3 separate regions of the Mus musculus genome follow, and all the other regions are linked to region 3. A link is a loop called in an ENCODE intact Hi-C map of the cell type or tissue named here. Cell type or tissue: left cerebral cortex. All regions are shown on one strand. Links, peaks and the distances in the headings refer to the core of each region. The heading gives the core; the rest is flanking DNA.

Region 1 (7,751 bases), core at 1,439-6,438, 51 kb before region 3:
CCTGTTACTGCCCCCACAGCCCCCACAGGAGAAGTGTGGCTAGTAGTCATGTAGACAATGTCCCAAGCTTCTGACCTTCAGGCTAGACTCCTCCCAGTTACCTAGCAACAGTAAAGATAACAGTCCACCATAAGAGGGGCTGCTTGGCCCCACCTCCCTCTCTTACTCTCTTATTCTCCTCATCCCCTCCTCACTCTCTCTTTCTCTCTAACCCCTTACTCTAGTCTTTCTTCTCTCTCTCCTTTCTCAAATTCTCTCCTCTTGGTCATGGCCAGTCTCTCTCTCTTTTATTTTTTCTCTTTCTCCCTGCCTTTCTACAATAAAGCTCTAAAACCATAGACTGTCTCTGTTCATCAAGGCCTGCTGCACTTGGATGATGGGATAGGCTTTCCTCTAATGAGCCATTTCTAGTCTCCCAATGGAAGGCCTTCCTGTGCTCCAGTCAAGGCATGGACTAAGGACTCTTGCCTTCCTGGGAACCCCTCTCCCTCAGCCCTTTCTCCCATAACCCCGGGGCTGAGGGTGTCACCCTGGGGCCCCAGGTTGGGGGCTGCCCCTTGTCTACCATCTCCCCCAACCCCCAGGAGAGTGGGGTCAGTGGTTTAGATGCCCACCTGGGCCGAGTGGAAAGCATCTGGCAGCCCTCCCACTTCCACCTGCCCAGAGCATAGGAGGAACTCTGGCTGGACATGGGCTATCCTCCCTCCCCCTCTTCCCCCTGCCCCCTTAGTTCCCAACATGTGTGTGTGTGTGTGTGTGTGTGTGTGTGTGTGTGATGTGTGTATTTGCATTTGTGTGTGTAGTGGCTATTCCTGGTTGTCAACTTGACAATATTTGGAATGAACTACAATCCGGAATTGGAAGGCTCACCAGTGACCCTTATCTGGAGGCTTGGAGATCCTTATCTGGATCTTGGTTTGAAGATCTTGAGCCATAGTGGCTATGGATTCCAGAAGATTGAATCTCCGAGTTTAAGGAACACACCTTTAATCTGGGCTACACCTTTCATCTGGGATTAAAGGTGTGGTGGAACACACCTTTAATCTGGGCTACACCTTCTGCTGGAGACAATATATGGACATTGGAAGAAGGGAGTCTAGCTCTAGCTCTAGCTCTTGCTCCTGCTCCTTCGCCTGCTTGCTGCGTGAGACTGAGTAACTGCTAGATCCTTGGACTTCCATTCACAGCTGCGACTGAATCATTGTTGGGAATTGGGCTGCCGACTGTAAGTCATCAATAAATTCCTTACTATCTAGAGACTATCCATAAGTTCTGTGACTCTAGAGAACCCTGACTAATACAGTGTGGATACAAGAAAAGAAGGGCTGAGTTAAGGACAGACAGAGAGGCTTTCAGGAGATATTCCAGCCTCCAGTCTTTTCAGAAAAATTCAGTGGAGCCTATTGTGGCTGCCATCTCTTAGGTTTAGAACACAGAGGGGGAAATTAAGTTTCTCAACAAGATAACTTACAGCATCCCTTGAAAAATTTAAAACTTCTATGGTAAAGACTGCTTTATTGATGGTAATTGATAAAGATCTCAGTTATCGGGTTAATGGTCCATAGACCACCGAACTAGGGACCATGTAACTGCTAGTTTGAGTGAAGTCATTCCTGTTTCTTGGGAAATGAGTGCACAGCTGATATTTATATGCTGGCCTACAAACTGTGAGAGCCATGGTGGCTCGATATGTCAGTTGCCCCAAGCCTTAGATGCATCAGAATCCCATTAGCCTCCTTGAACGTCTTAATTCCCTCTCTGGAAATTTATTTACGAAATGGTTGCATGAAATCATGCTTATGATCCTTTGGGCAATTTGAGGATGAGCAGCAGATTCCATAGCGTCTTGACCCAGTTACTGCTCATCCATTGTGACCCCAGACTCATTCCTGCAATGCTTAGCACACCGGACTGGGCTATCCTCCCTCCCCCCTCTTCCCCTATTCCCCCCTTAGTTCCCAACATGTGTGTGTGTGTGTGTGTGTGTGTGTGTGTATGTGTGTGTGATGTGTGTATTATTACCCCTGTGTACCTTGTGTCTCGGCCCATGGAAGTTATCCAGTGAGCATCTGTGGGGAGTTTCTCACACAGGAGGTATGCATGATTGCCATGGTGACTGGGACTCGAACTCCCTTTGCTCTAACTTAAACAGGAGTTGATTTTAGCCTAAGATAAGGAGAGCGCAGCCTTACTGGGTGAGTGAAATATCACCATATGAGCACAGTTCTTTAAGAGATATAAGGAGGATGGGTGTGGGTGGAGGGTAGGCCCTTCAAAGTTCTCGGCAGCAAGCACAAGAATGAGCTGGATGTAACGGACTTGGATGTGTGAGCGACGATCAGGCCAGCAGTGTCTATATTTGGAAAGACTATGAAATGTTATGACCTAGAAAGCAATGGGAGTGAAATTATTCATTTGCCATCAGACACAGTTTTTTGGGGGCGGGGATGGGGAAGGGGGTGTTGCTTGGGGTTGAACTTGAGGCCTCATATGCATACGTGCTTTGCCACTGAGCAATATCTCTCAACCCCTACGTTTTTTTTTTTTTAATCTCTCTGAAAATTTATCAGACCCCCCCCCCCCCAACTGTGAGTTCTATTATAATGAGATTTGTTCCAAGCTGCATGCAGTTTGGAATTATAGCTTTGGGGTAATGGCAGAGACCATCCGCTACCCTGAACCTCCACTGAGTACAATTTTCTTCTCTCAAAATGAGCCTCATGCTCACCACCAACAGGACTGAATTCGAGCTGCTGAGACTCAGTAATGACCTCAAATTATCTTCAGTTCTGTGAACAGAATTGTAGATCAGCGGCGACAGAAGCCGCGGAGGATGACAGAGCCCTCTCTTTTGTTGGGCGGCGGCTTTGTTCCTATCCGCAGGGAAGAAGGGAGGTTTGAGCGCTGTCCGGGCCAGCTGAGCTTTCTGGCAGGCTGGGGTGGATTTTACTGATTAACCTTGCCTGCTCTTTGGAACCGCTGGCCTCTGAACAGAGGTTAGAGGCGCGTTCGAAACGAAGAAAACGAGAGTTAGTGATTCTAAAGCATTTGATTAAGGCTGTCCTCTAAGGAAAAAGGAAAAGAATACAGAAAGAACAGCTGTCGGTTGGGAAGGCAGCCACCCAAAGCTCTGAGGGGAAGAGTTTAGGGGAGGAAGGGAAGGTGGGACGGAGCAATTTTGAATCCTTGTTCCCCCTGCCTCCTGGAAGTGCACTAGCTTAAAAAGCAGGTGGCAGCTGCTGAGTCACCATTAGATGGTCGGTCTTCCTAACCCTCCAGGAGCAAAATTAGAGAGGCGTCTGTAAGAGCTTTTAGATGAGGCTTTTTGCCGCCGGAGGCTTCGCAGTGGAGGGAGCTGTGTTTTGCAGCTGCTGTCTCAAGGCTTCGGAGTCCAAGGACAGAATCTGAACTCTGGGTTTATCAGCTGTGAAACCCAAGCTGCACTCCAGCTGCCTCTGGGCTTATGTAAAGATGCACTTTCCGCAACAAAACAAAACAAAACAAAACAAAACCCTGACATTAAGCGAGCGTGTTTATGTTTCCTTCAGCTCAGATTCCTGAATAATTTGATGCTATATAAAAATACGATCTTTTTTCTTCCCAAGAGAATCATATGCACACTTGCTAAATGAAAGAATGCATTTCAGGGGCCCACGTGGCTTGGGTACATTCACTTCTTTAGCAGTTCACTGGCACACAGCTTTTCCATTCTCCCCTGGTCCCCAGGATGTGATGTACTTAGCAGACTCATTTAAAGAGGTTCGAAGTCAGGTTCCAGGTAACACCTGAGGGGGGGAGCACATGGGCACCTTGTTTCCTTTTACTGGGTGTTCTGGAAATAGAGACAAGCATGGGGGCGGGAGGTAGAGAGGAGGGGGGCAAGCCTAGGGCTCCTCTTAAAAAAAAAACTGAAAGGATCTATGTCTTCTGCTAACTAGGTTCTTAGGGAAATTTGAACGTTGCTGTTGCAGGCTGAGTAATGGTGTGAAATGATCATTGTGTCTTATTTTTTTAATGCCTGAAACTAAGAGTCAGGCTTTGAGTAGACTTATATTTAAATAGGCCTAGAACTTTGAAACCTCAACCTCCTGACAAACCATCCTCAAGACGCTTAGTTAACAATGAACCAGGAGCCAAGTGGGTGGCTCAGCCGGTGATCTCTGTACTTGGGAGGTGCAAGAAGAAAAGGGACAGGTCATTCCTCTCCACAATGAGCTCAGGGCCATCCTGCGCTACCCAACACCTTGTTTGGGACTAAAGACAAAAAATGAGACAAAAGGACCAGCCAAGGGACTTGGGGCTCACAATTGTCAGGTAAAGGAAACAAAGCAGAGTTTAAACTGGCCAGAAAGCTAAGAGGTCAGTTAGTGACAGTAAAGTCAAGTACCTGTCCCTAGAAGGTAAATTCATGGTCAAAGACGTAGTTAGCCATCTCATCTCAAATACCTTTCCCTGAGTATGGGGCTGCGCAGAACAGCCTTTGAGTGTGAAGTTTAGAAAGTATCTTCTCACAGCTAATTCTATCTTCCTGGGTTGGCCTGAGGAGGAAGAGCAGACATTTTTCCCTGGAGGCTCATGTCATGGGGTCAAATGCAGTTTTCATGCCCATGTCACTAAGAACCTGACTAGAGGCAGCCAGTTCTTCCCCTGGTCTCTGTCACCCTTGTTACTCTGTCTTCTCTGGTCTCCATTCTTTGAGAAGGAGTCTAAGGAAGGGCTCCCTGACCTCTGGCTGCCTCACCCAAGGCCTGAGGTAGTTTTCCAGTTGTTCCAACATAACTTGGAATGAACTTGGAAAGGTGAACAGATGTATTCCTTTTGCAGATAGAAATACAGAAGCAGCTTTGGGGGTGGTGAGATTCTAGATTGAGTGCACTCGAAATGTAATCTCACATGTTTTGTTAGGACCAAGGTAGAAGGTAATCTACAGAGATCTGAAGATAAAGGAGGGGCTTTGAAGATAAAGGAGGGGCTGAGAGCCAAGAAATGTGGACTCTTTAGAAACTGAAACCAGAGAAATCTTCAGAGCCCCCCAGACAAGCACAACCATGCTCACAGTTTGAGGCTGGCCCCGGTGGGACTGATTTCAAATATCTATTTTCCCAAAGTGCAGGAAGAGTGTGCTGTTTTAACCCAGTAAGTTTATGGCAATTTGGTGTAACCCAACAGGAAACCATAGGTCAATGGGTCCTCTCACAGTAAGAATCATTTCAGACCCAATCTAGTGAGTCAAGGGTTTGCTGGTGGGGCCCGAAGTCCACATGTGAAACCAGCTTTTTATTTGAGGAATGGTCAAACAGAAGTGATGTAGTCCAGAATGTAACAAATTCATTTTAAACATGATGCAATTGTTTTAGCTTTTGACTTTTCTTTCTCTAGCTGTGATTTTATGTAAATATGATTTCACGAGAGGTTGACATAGCCATTGAAATGATGGAAGGAATGAAAGATGCTAAATTTTTATAATGTTTATTGATTGGGATGGGTCTGCTTTGATCTGGCTTTCTGTATTTAGATTTCTGACCTCTGAAATAACCTTTCCTTATGGAGATTAGACAGCAGGCTGGGCAAGCCTTTGAAACTGAGAACAAAGGCCAGCATGCCATTTGCATGTGGTAGCGTTTGCATAATAAGTTGCTTAAAAATTGCGGCAGGACAGGATTTTAGATATGATTTATTTATAAATGGTAAGGATGTTTCCTCCCTTGATGAACTTCCTCTTAGGATTTCCATCAGAAAACAAAAACTATTATGAATTCTCCTTCCTCCACATCTTCAACTGGCATAATGGTCCCCATTATCTATGCCCACTTCCCCCTCGATTCTCATCTACATATCGGTCCCCTCTTGGGCACCTCCATCCGTGCAGCAGCTCCAAGACAGCTGAAATACTAGGTTCCTGGGATTCACAGATCTTTCTGTGTATTATGCATCTTCACACAGGCCTTTCCTCTGGTCTAACTAATCCTTTGTCACTTCACCCAGTAACAGCTTCTTTTGAGAAGTTTTTCCCTTCCCAGGCTGTGTTGACTGCTGTGTCACAAACTAACACTGAATGAAAGCTAACTCTAAATCTGATGTGAAAACAAAGGAGAAAAACTCCTTATTCGGGAGTTTAGCACCTTCACGGTATCTACTAATTAGGGACCCTCTAGGTTTACCATCCCAGCCTTTACTGAAAGGCTTCCTGGCCATGTTCAATTCCTGCCTGCCCTACTCAGCTTGAGCCAATGTGCCAGGGCATTCTAGTTATGGTCGTATACATTGAGCACTAGGAAGAGTTTTAGACACTGGGGACACACTTCTTTTCCCTGACCCAAAGGTCCAACCTAGCAGGTGCCACCAACCCTCTTTTGGGGGCCTGCAATTCAAACTCTTGACTTCTACTACGGCCTCCACCATTTACCAGTAGGGACCTTGGATGAGTCCCCTTGTCTCTATGAACCTTGCTTTCCTTATTGGTTTAAAATAGAAAAAAAAAAAAAAAAAAGCATGTACTCACTAGGTTTAGAATGCTAATGGACCCTTAAAACACCTAGCACATGTAGCACGTGGCCTACTAATTCTTCTCAATGGCACGCTAAATAAAAAGTACTGTCTAAAGCTGAGTCTGGACTACCAAATGGCTAAGTAGATGAAGCACACTGAGCTGGCTGGCATGAAGCAGTCCAGGAGGGTGCAGCCGCAAGGATGATAGAGAGCAGTGGGCAAGGAGACCCAGGGAGAAATGCATGCATCCATTTAGAAGGTGAGCTCTTAATAGGTTCTCAGATCCACACGACAATATTAGGACTTAACAAAGGCAAGGATGCTACTGCTTTTTGTCACCTCTTGCTTGTCACCTCAGCTCAATCACATCTACTACCATTGTGGTGCAGTATCTGATCACGGGGTTTAGGCTGAGCTCCTTCGTGTATGTGTGTGTGTGTGTGTGTGTGTGTGTGTGTGTGTGTGTGTACATTAACATGAGCCTACAGAAGCCACAGGGCTAGAAGAGGGTGTCAGAGCCCCTGGACCTGGAGTGTGAACTGCTGAATGGGTTCTGGGAACTGAACTCAGGTCTTCTGGAAGAGCAGAGAGTATTTTAACCACCAAGCCATCTCTATAGCCCCCAACCCACAAGTCTTTTTCAACTCTGACACCAGGAAACCCCACACATTCTTGCTGAAGAAGGCTAATAGACCTGTCAGACATCTCTTCATTCCAGCTCTTCCATCCTTCCTTCCTTTCTCCCCATTTCTTTTCTGTCCTTTCTTTTTCTAGTGTTGGGGCTTGATGTTCCGTCCAGGTTAAGTGACACCCCTCCCCTAGAACACTCTCCTGTCTTAATCCAAATCCAGCCAGATGGTTTCTTACCTTTAACTCTGCCATTTCCCTTCTGCTGGAGGGAGACCCAGGCCAAGGAGTTTGTGAGGTACCAATGTTCCCGTGTCTCTTTAAAACTCCTCTCTGGACGGATGTTGTTGATTTTTACCAGTTCTCTGTGTTTCCTTGGTCGGGAGGTCACTCAGGGCAGAGTTGCTTAACTGACACACAAGTTAGAAACTAGTTAGAAAGTCCAATGTGCTTACATCGAAATTCTTGCACAACCTTTTTTTTTTTTCTTTTTTTTAACCCCAGGTCATTTCTGAGAGCTCCCTCCACCTCCCCAGGAACTGGTCTCTTTCACCTGATATAAACATTGACCAATTATTTGTTCCACTTTAAGGAAGTCTTTTTTTCCCCAAAGGCAGAGGATGTAAAGCTATCTA
Region 2 (7,751 bases), core at 1,439-6,438, 84 kb before region 3:
TATGTAAATATCTACTTCTAATACCCCAGGCTATCTTTTTGCCAGGTGAGAGTATTAATATGGGTAGGAGCATTTTGAACAAGGCTGTCCAAAGGTTTCTAAGACTAATGGTCCCTAAACAACTGTTGAAAAATTCTGACCCAGAAAATATGAAGATAGCACATTGCTGTTTGCTCTGGGGTTTAAGCAGAAGTTTTAGACTGGTCTGTCTTTGCTGGCTGGCATGGCCTTTTGATAGTATGCAAGGAAAATAATGAGTGCTAGGCTAATACAGACAGTAAACCAGACAAATAAAAAAATTAAACAAATAATAGTAACAGAAGGACTATCGGGTGGCATTTATTACATGATTAATCTGTTCTGACATTACACACTCAATATGTTAAATAATGAGACATAGTAATAACCTGGCATGATGGCACACACCTATAATCCTTTCTCTTGGGAGATAGAAGCAGAAAGATGAGGGATTCAAGGACACTCTAGCTACAAAGCAAGTTCAAGGTCAGCCTGGGCTTCATGAGACATTGTCTCAAAAAATAAACAAAAGAAACATATAGTATTATAGCATAGGTTGTATATTATATTATTATTTTTATGTGACAGGCCTTCTGTGAAGGGACAAAATGTTGTCATGTCTTAAAATTAATTTTATATTATTGCCTGTGATTTCATGTCCTCAGTTTACCAGGTCTCTGGTATAGTTGAAGCTAATCAACTAAATTCTTTCCATTTTGTGCCAAAAATCAATCATCTGTATCTGAAATAAGGGGGTCATTGAGGGGTCTCAATCTTGGCTTCTCCTTGTGATGAGTCATCTTCTTTTTCAGATCATATTAGGAGGCCTCTATGTTATGTTTCCCACGTCACTCTTAGAGACCCGGACAATGTTAAATTTCCATTGCTAGCTGAGGAGGTGCACAATCTCGAGAGTCAAACACTTGGGGGGTTTTAACCGTGGTTCTGCCACATAGCACCATGAAGTAATTATCACCATCTGACCTGTTCCCATGCTATGTAATTGCCAGTACCTTAGTGTGTAATAAAGACAAAAGGGTGTATGCAATGTACCTAAGGCTGGCCTTGGCTATCAACTGGTGCTCCATAACTCTACACTCACTCCCTGGCTACCAACAATCTTACTGTACCTGTTTGCAAGCAAACAGCTTGCCCTGGAATTTATTAATCACAGTGTAACCACCTGGCACTCGACGATCTTCATACCAGGCAACGGGAATCAAGAAATCTCGAGGATTGGCCAAGCCATTTGCTCCTAGAAAACACAGGAACCCAAACTCCATTTAGGTATTTCCAAAGTCGAAGGAAAGAGGCCCACAAGGGAATCTTCTTCTGTGTCACAAGCCATGCCACAGGTTACTTTCTTCACCAAAATCCTTGCTAGATTCCCAGTCAGGGCTCTATAGCTCAGTGCCTGTCTAGTGTATGTGAGGTCCTAGGTTCAACCCCAAGCACTCCGGAATCTGTTGGATCCCAGTTTGGTAGATGTGTCAGAAGAGCTTAGAGATTTGGTTGGAAAAGAAAATTTCAAAAGTCCTCATAAGCAGTGCCATGTCCTGGAACTGAAGAGTGATTATGTTCATATGGCTTTTGTATGTGTGTTACATGTGAGGAAAAGGGAGAGGGAGAGAGGGGAGGATCCAAGGAAACTGCAGATGTCTGTCCAAGGAAGCACTGGGGACTCTCCTACATATCCTCAGACCCTGATCTCATACAAAAAGGTTATTAGCTACTGTCCCAGGCAGGCCTCTGTCAGCGAGCCAGAACTCAAAAGCCAGAACTATAAAGCTGCTGTCCAGCCTAAAAAAGTATCTGCTTGCCATTCAGGGAGGAAGAACTGACAACCTGCCTGCTTAGCTTTGTTCAGGAGTGAGTGTTCCCTCCAGAGAAAGGAAATAAATCAAAAAGACAAAATATGAAAAAGCGTAAGTGCAAAAACATAATTTAACTCAGAGAGGAAAGGCCTGGGGAGTGTTTTATCATTTCCAGCTCCTGGGGTTAAAAAAAAAAAAGCGCCCAGCTGGTTAGTAAATTATATATATTTTCCAGAGGGTACATGCTCTGTGGAACCTGGAGGCTCTGCTGCCTGCACAGCAGCAGGAAGCTAGACCAAAGTGGGAAGAGTGGGTGGCAAGCAGGATGACAGACGGCCCACCATGGCTCCAGCTGCCTCTCTGCTGCCTCCCACCTTCCTCTGAATATTTGGAGCCCCAGGGGAGTGACCAGAAGGCACATGCTGGCCTGTCCTTGTTGCTCTGAAAAGCTGTTGACAGGGAAAGAAAGAACTGGAAGGTATGGCCCAAGCAGAAACCAGTGGCCGATTTCTCCAGCTCTCCTCAAGAGAGGCTTGAGAAAAACTGCTTCTAAGTTCATCTCTTCCCTCCCGTGCATCCTCCCTTCAGCTGCTGGAAGACTAGGAGCTGGGAGAGCTTGTCTGGAAGCTTTAATCTGTCGCACAGAGACTGTTGTTTCCAGCTCCCTCATAGAATGTAGGAATATGCTTGTTACTGTTAAGTGTATGGATTTTGTGAAGTGTGCTCAGAAGGAATGTGACGTTCAAAGATCATGTGTCACCCAGTTCAGTTCATATTTCCAAGGCAATAGACTCCATGACATTTTTTATGGCTGGAAACACACAGCTCATTGACTGAAGAAAACATTATTCACAAAGCTTATTCTCATCTGATACATTTGCTTAAGCTGTTCCCTTTCCGCTTTACTTCTCTTTAATATGCCATCAACAATTAATTGAATCTCAGGGCCAAGGAGCTCAGATGGTAAAGTCCTTGAGTAGCAGAAAGCCCTGGGTTCAGTGCCCTGCACCGCATGGGGCTGGGCATGGTAGCAAACACCTATAATCCCAGCACCCAGGAAGAAGTTCAAGGCTGTTCTTATCTATACAGAGAATAAGAGGTCAGCCTGGGCTATGAGAGACTCTGATTTAAAAAAAAAAAAAGAATTTAATCAAGTCTCAAATCTCATCTTTGGTAAAGCTATTTTTGTTAACCCCTTTTGCATCCCTTATAATATAAACATCTAACCAGAAACCCATTAAATGACTTTATTGCCATTGTTCTATCTTATTGTTTTAGAGGAACGTATAATAGATTGGTTTGGACCATTTTCTATTGTTCATATATCTTGTAGGCAGGCATTTTGTCTAAGGAAGTTGTCTGAAGGGGGAAGTTGAAGTTTGAGTGTGAGAGCCAGGAAGAGATGGGAGGAGATGAATCTCAAGCAAGGCTTGGGGTGAAGATTTACCGATGGGTCCCAGGTCAGGTAACTCAAAGTGGACACCATAGACCTCCAGGATGTAGCCCCTGGTCTCCTCAAAGACATCGACGCTGAATCGCATTCCTCTCTGGAGGACAGAAGCGTGGCATCATCAATCATATTCTTGCAGTTATATGCAGAAATAAAGTGCTTGTGTTCCCAAGGATGCTGTTCCAGGTGAGCAGATTAAAGATGGGCCACAAAGGAAAAAAAATCTAATTCCTAATCATACCAATAATTAATGTCTTATTGGGTCCAGAGATAACAGCAGCCCCCAGTTAGCCACAACTCAATATATTTGTGAATACCTTCACCGTCTCCTGTCTCTGACACAGCCTGAAGCAGACTACTAACACTTAGGGAAAGGAAGTGGTAACCACTCTCTGCTTGGTGATTGTGCGCTATATTAAACAAAGCAGGCACCAAGCCCGCTTACCCCGAAGCCTTCTGTTTAACTCTGACTCCTCCCTATGGTCGCCCAGACATGACAGAGACATTTTAGGGTTAGAAATAGCAGCAACTGAAACATCTGATTGCTCCCAAATTAGGGAGAAGTGGTGGGGAGAGGGGGGCTCAGAACCAACCTGAATGACGCAGATTTCATTGGGCTGCAGGGACATCTTGCCAAACTCGGTGTAAATGAGAAGTTTCCCTTTCTGGGGAACTGGGAGGAGAGGGGAAAAGACCGTGTAGTAGTGAGCAATCCTGTTCAAAGGAGAACCCGAAAGCTTAATGCTTGTATTTGCTTGTTATTGCGAACGAGGGGTCTCTTAGGGGTGAACTGTATTCTGACAATGTCAGTTAGCTATTTTACTGCCTACAAGATTTTGAAAATTCTTCAAAATCTCTATCTTCTTTCCCACTTTGAGGAGCCTGTAAATATACACTTTTGTGAATTGACCCAAAAGGGTCATAGAAATAGCACAGAAAACTACTCTTTTCTGACATTTCAGCCAGAATGCTGGCATTTGCATGTCTGCTGACTACAGGGGAATGTTCACTCCTGAATACTAAAACTAAACACCACAAAACCTCTCACGGGTCTTAGGTTTTAGATGGTCTCATAAAATTTGTACCCGAACTGTGCGTGGTCGTTGATGACAAATGGGCTTTCCTTCAGAGAGTTTAAAAGCAAATAGAATTTTCCTAATAAGTTAGTCACGTTAGGAATGCCATTTCATTCCATTGCCAAGATCTCCCACACGGGAGATGCCCAGCAGAGACAGCCATAGGCAGAAAGCCCAGAATATACGTTGGACACTTTGAGGTACACTAGGAATCTTTTCCAGACCACCAGTGGTGTCTGGACCTCACTCTTGTAGACGGGGGAATGCAGGCAAATAAAATACAAAAACAAAACAAAACAAAACAAAACAAAAAAACCCAACTGGAATATAGCTTGGGGCTAGGGAATCAGTCAGTCTTACCAACCAGGAACTTACCAATCAGGAAATCCCCATCTGAGTTGTAAAAGCACCTGAAATTTACAGAGTACTTTCTGTGATTTTCAGCCTTAACACATTCTGGACAAGTTTATTCATTCCGCAAATTATTATTTAGTGCCTACCATGAACCAGGTGCTGGGTATAAAGTGATCAGCGGAAGCTTCCCTGTGGAGCTTAGAGTCTGACAGACTTCCACAGGAAGCACACAATTGCGGACTGCCCTAAGGGCAAAGCGCAATGATGCTGCGAAAGTCAAGTTCAGGGGCATGAAGGAATAGGGACCTGAACTGGTTTGGGGAGACAACAAAGGCCTCCTGCCCACTGATGAGGCTTTGGACAAGAGATCTGTTATCATCTAGGCAAGAGGAGAAACTCCTGGCAAAAGAAGAAGCACGTTCAGGCGCTCTAAAGCAATGAGGCTAATGGGGCTGCTACAGAGAAATAAAGGGAAGCCAACGTGGCTTATGTGGAGTTCGTGCGTGCGTGCGTGTGTGCGTGCGTGCGGGGGGGGGTGTGGGGGGGATTGACCTCATACAAGGCTAGACCCAAAGGGAGGTCTCCAATGCTTCCTACCAGGCTGCGATCTTGGCCTTGATTCATGACTCAAAAGTGGAACAGCTAAGGGAGGAGAGATGGATGACTCAAAAGTGGAACAGCTAAGGGAGGAGAGATGGATCTTCAGTTAAGAGCACTTGTTTGTTGTCTAAAGGAGCCAAGTTCTATTCCTAGCACTCCCATGGTTGCTCACAACCACCCCTATCTCCAGTGCCAGGGGATTCAACTCCCTCTTCTGGTCTCTACAGGCACCAGGCACACATGGTACACAGATATATAGGCAGGCAAAATATCAATATGCATAAAGTGAAATATAAATAAAAACAATCTTTTAAAAGTTGAATAGCTCGCATACATTAATTAAGTCAGCAAGATCAGAATTCAGTTTGAAGAACAAAAGTGTAGTTCGAGGGCAGTGGTTCTCAACCTTCCTCACGCTGTGACCCTTCAGTAAGTACAGTTCCTCATGTGGTGGTGACCACCAACCATGAAATTATTTCGATGCTGCTTTATGACAGTCATTTTGCTACTGTCATGAATCGTAATGTAATGTATATCCTATATGCAAGGTATCTGATATGCGACCCTCAAAGGGGTCTTAACACCTAGGTTCACAACCACTGTCCTAGAGGTTGCATCCAAAGCCGCCATGATGGTCTGCTTTCCAAAGAAAAGGCAGGGATATCATTTACTTTTTAAAGGAAAACAAAACAGAATAGAGAGGCCAGTGGTACAGCCGACCATGTAAAGGCATCTGCCACCAAGGCTGAGAATCTGAGTTTGATCCCTGGGACCCACATGGTAGAAGGAGAGAAGTGATTCCTCAAGTTGTCCTAGTTTGTGCACATAGGTGCTGTGACATGTGTCCTCCTTAAAGACCGCAGGATATGAGCTAATTAGTATGCGGTACATTAAGCTTGCGCCGAGCTGCTAAGCTCTTAGCAAAAGCCAAGTCTGTTACTTTGCCTACAGAACTGCTCGTGCAGCTTGGCTTTGGACTTGAACCCTAGCAATCCTTAGACATTAACTCTATTTGTCCCCAATCTGCCTACGTGAGCCGCTCCTTCGTCACAAGGCCCTAACCTTTCCTTTTCTGCCTACACTGTTCCTGACATTCTTGTATATGTCACAAGAGTCTGTCAAAATAGAAATTCATATTTAAAAAAAAAGATTTTATTTATTTTGTGTATATGAGTACAATGTCGCTGTCTTCAGACACAACAGAAGAGGGCATCAGATCCCATCACAGATGGTTGTGAGCCACGATGGGGTTGCTGGGAATTGAACTCAGGACCTTAGGAAGAAGAGTCAGTGCTCTTAACCCACTGAGACACTTCTCCAGCCCCCTCTTAATTTGTTGTTATCAATGAATACATATCGACATTTCTCTGAGAGGGGAATAATTATAAAAGAACTGTGTTTGCACACGAGTTTACTAGGTCTTCACTCTCTGGCTAATAGATACTTAGGGGATGAGTATGTCATGCCCCAACAGTTGAGCCTCTTACCTGTTCTCCATGGAGGAGTTACACAGAAAAATGTGCACAGCAAGGCCGTTGTTAGACTTGATGTCTCCTGCTCCACATAAGGTGTACAAACCCTGGGAGAGGGGAAACAGAATGACTAGTGCTTTGAGGCTCAGGCCTACCCCTGGCCCCTGAAGCCTAGTTTTGTAGTCTTCCCTTTGAGAATGCCCTAGGGGCCATTTGGGATCAAGGCTTCCTGAAATGTATTGACTTATACTTGGTAGACTGTGTCCCATTCGAGATGATAGCCGAGACCTCTTAACGGCCACATCAGATGAACTTAGAGAACATGATGTCATTTCTTTAAATGAATTCACAATGGACATTTCATTATGATTAAGGGAACCCTTCAGGAAGGAGGGGATATCTGGTAGATGGATTTTGTGGGGAGAGGGCCTGAAGCTTCCCTTGACATTTAGGGCCCCCTCAAATCCACACTTCCCTGGGAGCAGCCCTCTCTCATGAGGAAGGCCAGGCTACTTTCCCCAGAACAAAGCAGGGGAAGACTTTGTAACTGACTACAAGTCCTTCCGCTCTGGGACCAGATGATACAGTGCAGGGAGGCCTGACATGAGGGTGGGGGTGGGGGAGCAGAGACTTCTTACAACATCACTCTGTCCCAAACCTGCAGGCAGGATGCAAAACCAGAGAGGGTTCTGCTCCTCAGATATCCATATCTCTCAGGAAGCAAGTTTCTTCTTCTTCTTCTTCTTCTTCTTCTTCTTCTTCTTCTTCTTCTTCTTCTTCTTCTTCTTCTTCTTCTTCTTCTTCTTCTTCCTCTTCCTCTTCCTCTTCCTCTTCCTCTTCCTCTTCCTCTTCCTCTTCCTCTTCCTCTTCTTCTTCTTCTTCTTCTTCTTTCTCTTAATGGATCAGTTTGAGGTTTACTGAAGTGAATCTTCACAAGGTACGGGGAGACTTGTAGGGATAAAGGCTT
Region 3 (7,751 bases), core at 1,679-6,678:
TACTGAAGAGAAATGAAATCTAGGGTAATTGCTAGGACCCTCTGGATTCCCAGCCATTTTTAGAGAACATGCCATTAAGAACTGTGAGCACTCCCAGAGCTTTCTTTGTTTCTCTTTGTGAAATAAAGTGGGGCTGATATATTATTGTCAGAAATAACAGATATTTTGGAATCAAGCATATTGTTGAACCTTAAAATAACTATATCAAGTATTTTAGGTGTACTATAGAGGAAAATCCTGAATTTCTGTTAAATGCTTATGTGCTAGAAGTCTTTTAAAGCCATGTTTGAATGCTTTTGTGGCACTTTAAAAATAATGACAGTAAGAGGCTGTTATAGAATTGTAAAATTATTATGTCCTCATGCCTACTAATCCCCTCCCCTCAATCCAATGTAGTTGAAGGTGAAGCTTCCTGTTGAAGATGGCAGACCCAGATGTTCTCACTGAAGTTCCGGCGGCATTGAAGCGGCTAGCCAAGTATGTCATCCGGGGCTTTTATGGCATTGAGCACGTGTTGGCCTTGGACATCTTGATCCGGAACCCCTGTGTAAAAGAAGAGGACATGCTGGAGCTGCTCAAGTTTGATCGGAAGCAACTTCGATCCGTTTTGAATAATTTAAAGGGAGACAAGTTCATCAAATGCAGAATGAGGGTAGAGACTGCTGCAGATGGGAAGACCACCCGCCATAACTACTACTTCATCAATTACCGCACTCTTGTTAATGTAGTGAAATATAAGCTGGACCACATGAGAAGAAGGATTGAAACAGATGAGAGAAATTCCACCAATCGGGCTTCCTTCAAATGTCCTGTCTGCTGCAGCACTTTCACTGACCTAGAAGCCAATCAACTGTTTGATCCCATGACAGGTGAGACCTTCCCAGATGATGAATCAAAGTAAGATGTGTACCCTTTTTTAATTTCAGTTGTTCTAAATTGTAAGCCAATTGTAGACTTTCTAGGAGTGCGAATCGGCATGCAGTCTTTTGCAGGCTGTCTTCCTTCAGAAGGTTACTTATCCATGGAGTTTTCTCACTAATGGCTCTCCTGAGTTCCCCCCTCCCCCGTCCCAGATTTTATTTACTGTGGCAGCCTGATCTGAAGGTGAGTTCTCTACTTTGTGGTTCTTCTGACTTTACTTGTGACCTCATTCTTAAGCAACTTCTTTTGGTGTCTGTCTATTTATGTCAGTCACCGACAGAGCAGCTCATAAGCATATCACACATAATGTGCTTGAGAGTTGCTAGTGGACATGCATTGTGCTGTTAGGAGTGTGTAACTAGGATGCGTGATCTGCGTTTGGGGAAGGTCTCTAGAAGAAGGACTAGGTGAGACCCAAAAGATGAAATGAGAATTAGCCAGATCAAATAAGAGGGGAACCCTTTTTAACTTAACAAATGGATCAATAGTACAAATCAATTAGTGGAAAAGAATTATTAACAACATACATAATTTGCCTCATTTAGTCAGATACTTTATTTTTAAGAATTTTCATTAGAAGTTTTGAACCATGTTTTCCAAAAATACAGAATATATGACATTAACACAAGAAACTTAAAGGGCTGGGCTAAATGGTTAATTTCAAGCTAAGCATGAGACAAGTTTTGTCATATACTTGGTGGAACAGTTTTGTCTTATTACCTTGCTTTATCTAGGAGAGGGGTTTTGGTTTTGGTTTGGTTGTTGTCCTTTTGCTTTTTGAGACATGGTCTCTCCGTGTTACTCAGACTGGAACTTACTTGAACTCAATGTTGACCTTGAACTCCTATTGATCCTTCTGCTCAAAGTCTCCAGAATGCTATGATTATGGCTCCCCTGCCTTGCCTAGTACATTGGTTATTTTTGTTACTGTGGTAAAACAGCATGCCCAGTACTGACTGGTGAAAGGAAAAGTTTATTTTGGTTAACAGTTCGAGAGGGAGAGCCCATAATGGTGGAGAAGGCATGGTGGCAGGCGGTTGGAACAGCAAGCTAAGATATATCTTCATTTACATGAAACTGGGGCAATTAGCTATAGGTGGACTGATGTTATAAACTCTCAAAAGTCTGACCCCAGAGACATCCTTCTCTGGCAAGGTTTCACATCTTAAAGGCTAACCTCCCCAAATTATACTGTCAACAGCCTATGGGGACATTTCTCATTCAAAAGCCCACACCTAATTAGGAGAAATCTTATTTATTTATTTATTTATTTATTTTGGTTTTTTTTTTCAAGCTAGAGTCTACACTATAGTCCAAGATGACCAAGAGCCAATTATGTTACTCAGGCTGGCCTTGAGCTCTTGGTAATCAATTCTACCTCAGGCCCCCTAATATAAGTATGAAGTAGGGTGCTTGGCTGCGAGACCTTGACCATAAGAAAATCTTAATTACCAGGCTGGGTGTAACCATTGTTTGATTATACCAAAGGAATTAGAGTGAGGAACTAGTTGTAATCAACACATAGCCTTTGGAAAGGCTGGCCTGCTTTACATGGAGAGATAGAGTTTATTAGAACCAAGGCCTTGAGATAGGGTAAAGGCATGACAAGATTTTTCTCAGAAAGCAGTCTGAAGCTGAAGCAAGTGTGTTGTAGTCAGTCTGAACAAAGACTGCATTTTCAGTATGAGGTTGATAGTCAGCATGAGTGTGGGAAGAGCGGGTGTGGGAGCGCAAGAAAAGTCACTCCCTTAACCGACGGTGTCATCCAGAGCAACGCTCTGCAGCTTGTGCTAAAGGTCAGGTGGGACCATTCTGCTCGTGGTGCAGCCTGACTTACCATAGCTGGAAATCTGCAATCAGTTAAAGACTTTGAGTGCACTTGCCATCTGATAGTAATGTGGCTTTTATTGGGCTTTACCAAAGGACAAGATTGTGCTGATTGGTTGATAGTAGGCCCCAGTCTACTTGTTAATTCACAGATAATAAGCATTTTTTAATCCTTAAACTTAATACCCCCCATTCTTCCTTTCTCTGTATATCCTCTTTAGAAATTCTTGGTCCCACCCCGCCTCCTTCCTGTTTTGCTTAGTTTTATCTCTTCTACCTTTCTTATGGAGAAAACGGGAAGTAAATGTTAGCAGATTGCAGTGTCCTTATTCTGATAATGTTTATGCACTGTTTAAATTTGAATACCTCTTTCAGTCTCCTGCACAGCTCAAAGTTATCCTATTTTCAAGTTGATACTGGAGGGTCATGATGCCTCTAGTATCATGATAAGTCTAGTGATAGATAGAATCAAAGGCCTTCTTTGGTTTGTTTGTGTTTTGAGAAAGGGACTCAGGTAGCTCTGTCTGGCCTTGAACTTGCTATGTAGCTGAGGATGACCTTGAATTCCTGCTCCTTCTGCCTCTACCTAGGTCCTAGGTCAGTGGTTCTCCATCTTTCTAAAGCTGTGACCCTATAATCAGCTCCTTATGTTGTGGTGACCCCCAACCATGAAATTTTGTTACTACTTCACAACTGTGATTTTGCTACTGTTATGAATCATAATGTAAATATCTGATCTGCAGGATATCTGCAGCCACGGGTTGAGAAGCACTGTTTTAGTCCTGTGTCATTCACTAGCTAAGCGAGGGCCATGCTGAGCTTCTGTTTCTGTTTCTTCCTCAGAGGTTCTTGGGTTGAACCGTGGTCTATTTTAGCCATCAGGGAACCTTCAGTAATTGGATTTGGAGCCTCTCATATTGCTTTACTTTTCATAAAAAGTTCTTAACTCAAAATGTATGGGCAGCTGTTTGCCAGTGAACAAAAGGATGAACTCCTAGGTGAACTCTCCAGGAGCATGGGGAGGTCTGGACTCAGTGAGTGGTAGGATTATTTTATTAAGTCACGTATAGGCCAAGGATTTCCTACTCCAGTATCATTTTTCTCTACCCCTCTCTCCCTTTCCTACAGGTTTGTAGATTTTCTCCACTTATGCTTTGCCTTTGGTCTTTCTGACTCCACTGTACCTGTGGATGTTTGGTATATGTAGACCTTTTTTTTTTTTAATTTCATTTGGAGTAGCTTTCAATATGGCCAACAATTAACTGGCAGCACAACTTGGTCATCACACGGTTCATGTTTGAGAACTGTGCAGTGCAGTTGCCACAAAAAAAAAAAAAAAAAAAAGGAAAAAACCCAACCCCAAAAATCAAAACCCTAAAGATGTTTTAAGTAAATTTATGATTTTTTTTTTTGGATTGCATTCATAGTTAGCATATGGCTAGTGGGCTGGAGATTGGACAAGCCTCGGTAGTCTTTGCCCACCAGTTCTGGGTTTCAGAAGTTTAATCAGACAAAAATAGCTGTTTCAGTTCCAGAAATATGGGGAGGTTATATAATTAAAACAGACATGACATGAAATCTCTCAGAGCAGCAGAATAGCATCTTGTGGTTCCTAAGTGCATGGTTCAGATTTAGCAAGCTTTCTAACAATGTAAGTAGACTTAGTATTTCCATCCTGACACTCTCTGCCACATGTGATGCAGCTAATGGCACTTCTGAGTTAAGTTTAGCAATGTGTGTTAGTCTCTTTTTATATGTTAGGGTTAGATGGAGTGGAAATAGCTTTCTGTTTTCCATTTTAATTTAAAAATATGCACCCATAATTTCAGAGAAAAATTTCAAGAAGAAAAAAAGAAATCACCAACAAAACCACTGGCCTTTTTATATATTACCTATATTTATTATTGTAGCTTAGAATATTTTTGGTCTCTTGGTTCCTTAAGGTACCATATTCTTGGTTCTTTTGATAGTGTTCAGATATAGTTAATAGTCTGGCTTCCCTGCTACATGAGAGTTCTTTGATTTCCACACCCTCCCCCCTACCCTTTGTAAATATGATGCATTGTATTCTTTTGTATATATTGTATTTTATTCTTGCTTAAATTTTTTTCATTAAGATTATTGCTAATAGAATGTAGTTTTGTGGCATCTAAAATGTGTATGTGGCACTGTGGTTTTACTGTAAGTGGAATAAAATTCTCTAGTGTTAGAATGAGAAATGTGTTGGAAGCCTTGATTCCTGATTATTACAATAGTATTACTGATTAGCAGAGACCACCAAAACCCATTTTAAATAAACTTTGAGATGGGGGTATTAGAAATTCTTAAAGGAATACATATATGTAATAAGATCTTTTTTGTTTGTTTGTTTGTTTGTTTGTTTGGTTGGTTGGTTGGTTGGTTGGTTTTTTCGAGACAGGGTTTCTCTGTGTAGCCCTGGCTGTCCTGGAACTCACTCTGTAGACCAGGCTGGCCTCGAACTCAGAAATCCACCTGCCTCTGCCTCCCAAGTGCTGGGATCAAAGGCGTGCGCTACCACCGCCCAGCATGTAATAAGATCTTAACATCAACAATTAGAGATGATATAGTTAAGTCATCAAACGATGTGCATCTAGGTGCCACACATGCATATGTTGTACTGTTGGAGGTGGAAGATCTACAAAGGAATATTACAAGTTTAGGGATGTAAAGACTGCTAGGATGTTCTCCACAAAATATCAGAGAGGTGTGTCGTTGCCTTTTGTGGAGGTTAGCTTATTTTCTGTGCTTCCCTGGAAAAATATAGTCGATTTTAAAATTAGCGTGAAGAAGTGTTAACTAGCTAAATAAAATCTTTAGTTATATAACTCAAAAATAGCCAACAGTAATTGAGGATAGTGGTTCACACTTGTAATCTCGGATCTCAGAAGGCCAAGATAGGATGACGGTTGTAAGTTCAAGGCTAGCCTGAACTAGTAAGTTCCAGGCCATCCTAGGCTAAAGAGTAAGAGTCTGTCTCAAAGTCAGCAATGGGAATAGACCTCTCTTGATGAGTTAGGAGTAATTGAGAATGTTCGAGTAAACTTGACATCGAAACTGTTAGATGATCTGTGAGACTTGCTGATGTGTTAATGTTTGCCTTGACACATTAAAGATGGGACAGGTTACTTTGCTCAGTCTTCATCTCTTCCTGCTTGGAGCAGGAGATGGAGGTCTTGTAATCAGTGTTTGCCGTCCCTGCCATGAAAGCACAAACTCAGATGACATCTAGGATTGTTTGCTTAATTCCCGAGTCCTTCTTAGAAATCATCCCCAAGTGGTATTAATTAGAGAATTATGTCAACAAGCTACTGATTAGAAGAAAGGAAGGGATGGGAGAGAATATTTGCTGCAGTGTGAGGACTTGCGTTCAAATCCCAGGTCCCCTTGTGAAAGCTGGTGCTGGCTGCGCTTGTTTGCAGCTTCAACTAGTGTGCTAGGGCAAAGGCCAGGGACCTTGCAGGCCAGCCAGCCAGCATAGCCTAAACAGCAAACTGTTGGTTCAGTAATAGCGCCTCAAGGGAATAAAGCAGTGACGGAGAAGACTATCCAGTGACCTTTTCTCTCATCAGTGTAAATGTGGGTGTGTCTACCTGCACATGCGCACTTGCACACATATACGTACACCATATACATAAGCACACACACAAAAGTTATGGAAATATGGTAAACAGCAATATTCCAAACTTTAGATTTTTTATTTTAAAATTCTGTTCTATTTTTTAAATGATTTATTTATTTTTAATTCTCTCTCTCTCTCTCTTGCTCACTCACTCTCACTCTGTGTGTGTGTGTGTGTGTGTGTGTGTGTGTGTGTGTGTGTCTCGGAGGATATGTGCAAAAGGAGCTATCAGTGCCTCCAGAGTTGGGAGTTACAGGGGGTTCTAAGCTACCTAGTGGTATGGAAGCTGGCAAACCAAACTAGCCTCTGCAGAAGCAGCAACTGCTCTCAAGCTCTGAACCATCACCCCAGCCCCTCAGCTCTACCTTTGGTCTTTTGTTGTCTTGTCTGCCTGTTTGTTTTGAGACAGGGTCTCACTATGTAGCTTTGGCTGACCTGCTGTGTAGACCAGGCCTGCCTCTACCTATTGAGAGCTGAGATTGAAGTCATACGTGACCACACCTGGCTTTTGATCTTGACAGTTTGAGAGCTCTGTTTAGGGTTTTTTTTTTTTTTTTTTTGTATGTTGATAACTAACATGTGAAGAGTTGCTTTTTGGTTTTGATTCTGACATAATATTCAGTTGATTATTGTCTTTCAAATATGCCAAAACCTCAGACTTTCTGCCTGCCTACTACATTTTGAGATGAATTTGATTGAGCCTGATTTAGAAACGTGTTGGGAGCTTTGGCAGTCATCTAAGTACCATAGTTTATGTTGTCAGTTTTTTAATTTGTCCTCCAGGCATGCTGCATTTCCCCCTCTCTATAATGAGTTCCAGAACCTAGGAATAATTGTTGGTGAGACTAGCTAAATGTCCATTTGAGGGAGGACCAAAGCTGGCTTCCTTGATAAAATCACTCTGCTGGTAGGCATTGTATTTTGTATATCATCAGTATATTTAATATTTCCTCGGTTTAAAAAAAAAAAGCTAAACCTGTCTTATCTTGGCCTTTTATATATACATTTATTTCTTCATGTTGTACAATGAATTGTTAAGGGATGAACTAATTTGTTTTTATGATAGGTACAGTCATGAAATATATAACTGTTGCTGTCATGTTTGTTAGATATCATCTATTTTCTAATATCCAGTTAAACTGAAGCCATTTGCATTAGGAAAGTAGTTTGGAAATTGGACAGAATAAAATGTGACTTTTTGAGATTTCAATATTTACTTAATATTTTGATATATGTATCCTCCTAAGTGAACTCTTGAATTTAAAGCCTGTAACTGTGACGAAGTGAGAGGGTAAGCGCTATGAAGAAGTAGGTGGCAGCTGATGACTCTTAAGGAGCACATCAGGTCATGGCAATTGTTCTT

The links. Hi-C counts contacts between places; a loop is a spot of excess contacts. Peaks named below come from ENCODE experiments on the same cell type or tissue, not always from the same donor. Only the 100,000 strongest peaks of a DNase experiment are listed, where the experiment ranks them.
Region 1: it touches region 3 in a loop (4-fold over the local background); 2 of 42 quality-filtered maps call a loop at or near these places.
Region 2: it touches region 3 in a loop (8-fold over the local background); 2 of 42 quality-filtered maps call a loop at or near these places.

The regions. Positions count from the first base shown.
Region 1 is chr16:37,579,942-37,587,692 of GRCm38, reverse strand. It overlaps Hgd (homogentisate 1, 2-dioxygenase), which reads right to left and starts at 7,540. Exons shown (of 14, transcript NM_013547.3): 1 at 7,357-7,540. The coding sequence starts at 7,371. In left cerebral cortex, for the core only: no CTCF peak of the experiment used is centred there; DNase peaks (open chromatin) are centred at 2,282, 2,888, 3,221 and 3,624; H3K4me3 peaks cover 545 bases; H3K27ac peaks cover 2,613 bases.
Region 2 is chr16:37,612,380-37,620,130 of GRCm38, reverse strand. It overlaps Hgd (homogentisate 1, 2-dioxygenase), which reads right to left. Exons shown (of 14, transcript NM_013547.3): 6 at 6,800-6,891; 7 at 4,734-4,768; 8 at 3,876-3,955; 9 at 3,280-3,379; 10 at 1,149-1,273. Among named protein-coding and RNA genes, the nearest start is that of Gm46559, 19 kb to the right of the region's middle. In left cerebral cortex, for the core only: a CTCF peak has its summit at 5,567 (motif pointing left); DNase peaks (open chromatin) are centred at 2,203, 3,815, 4,408 and 5,426; H3K27ac peaks cover 4,548 bases.
Region 3 is chr16:37,528,839-37,536,589 of GRCm38, reverse strand. Gtf2e1 (general transcription factor II E, polypeptide 1 (alpha subunit)) reads left to right here. Exons shown (of 5, transcript NM_028812.4): 2 at 397-869. The coding sequence starts at 422. Among named protein-coding and RNA genes, the nearest start is that of Gtf2e1, 7.1 kb to the left of the region's middle. In left cerebral cortex, for the core only: no CTCF peak of the experiment used is centred there; a DNase peak (open chromatin) is centred at 4,345; H3K27ac peaks cover 1,843 bases.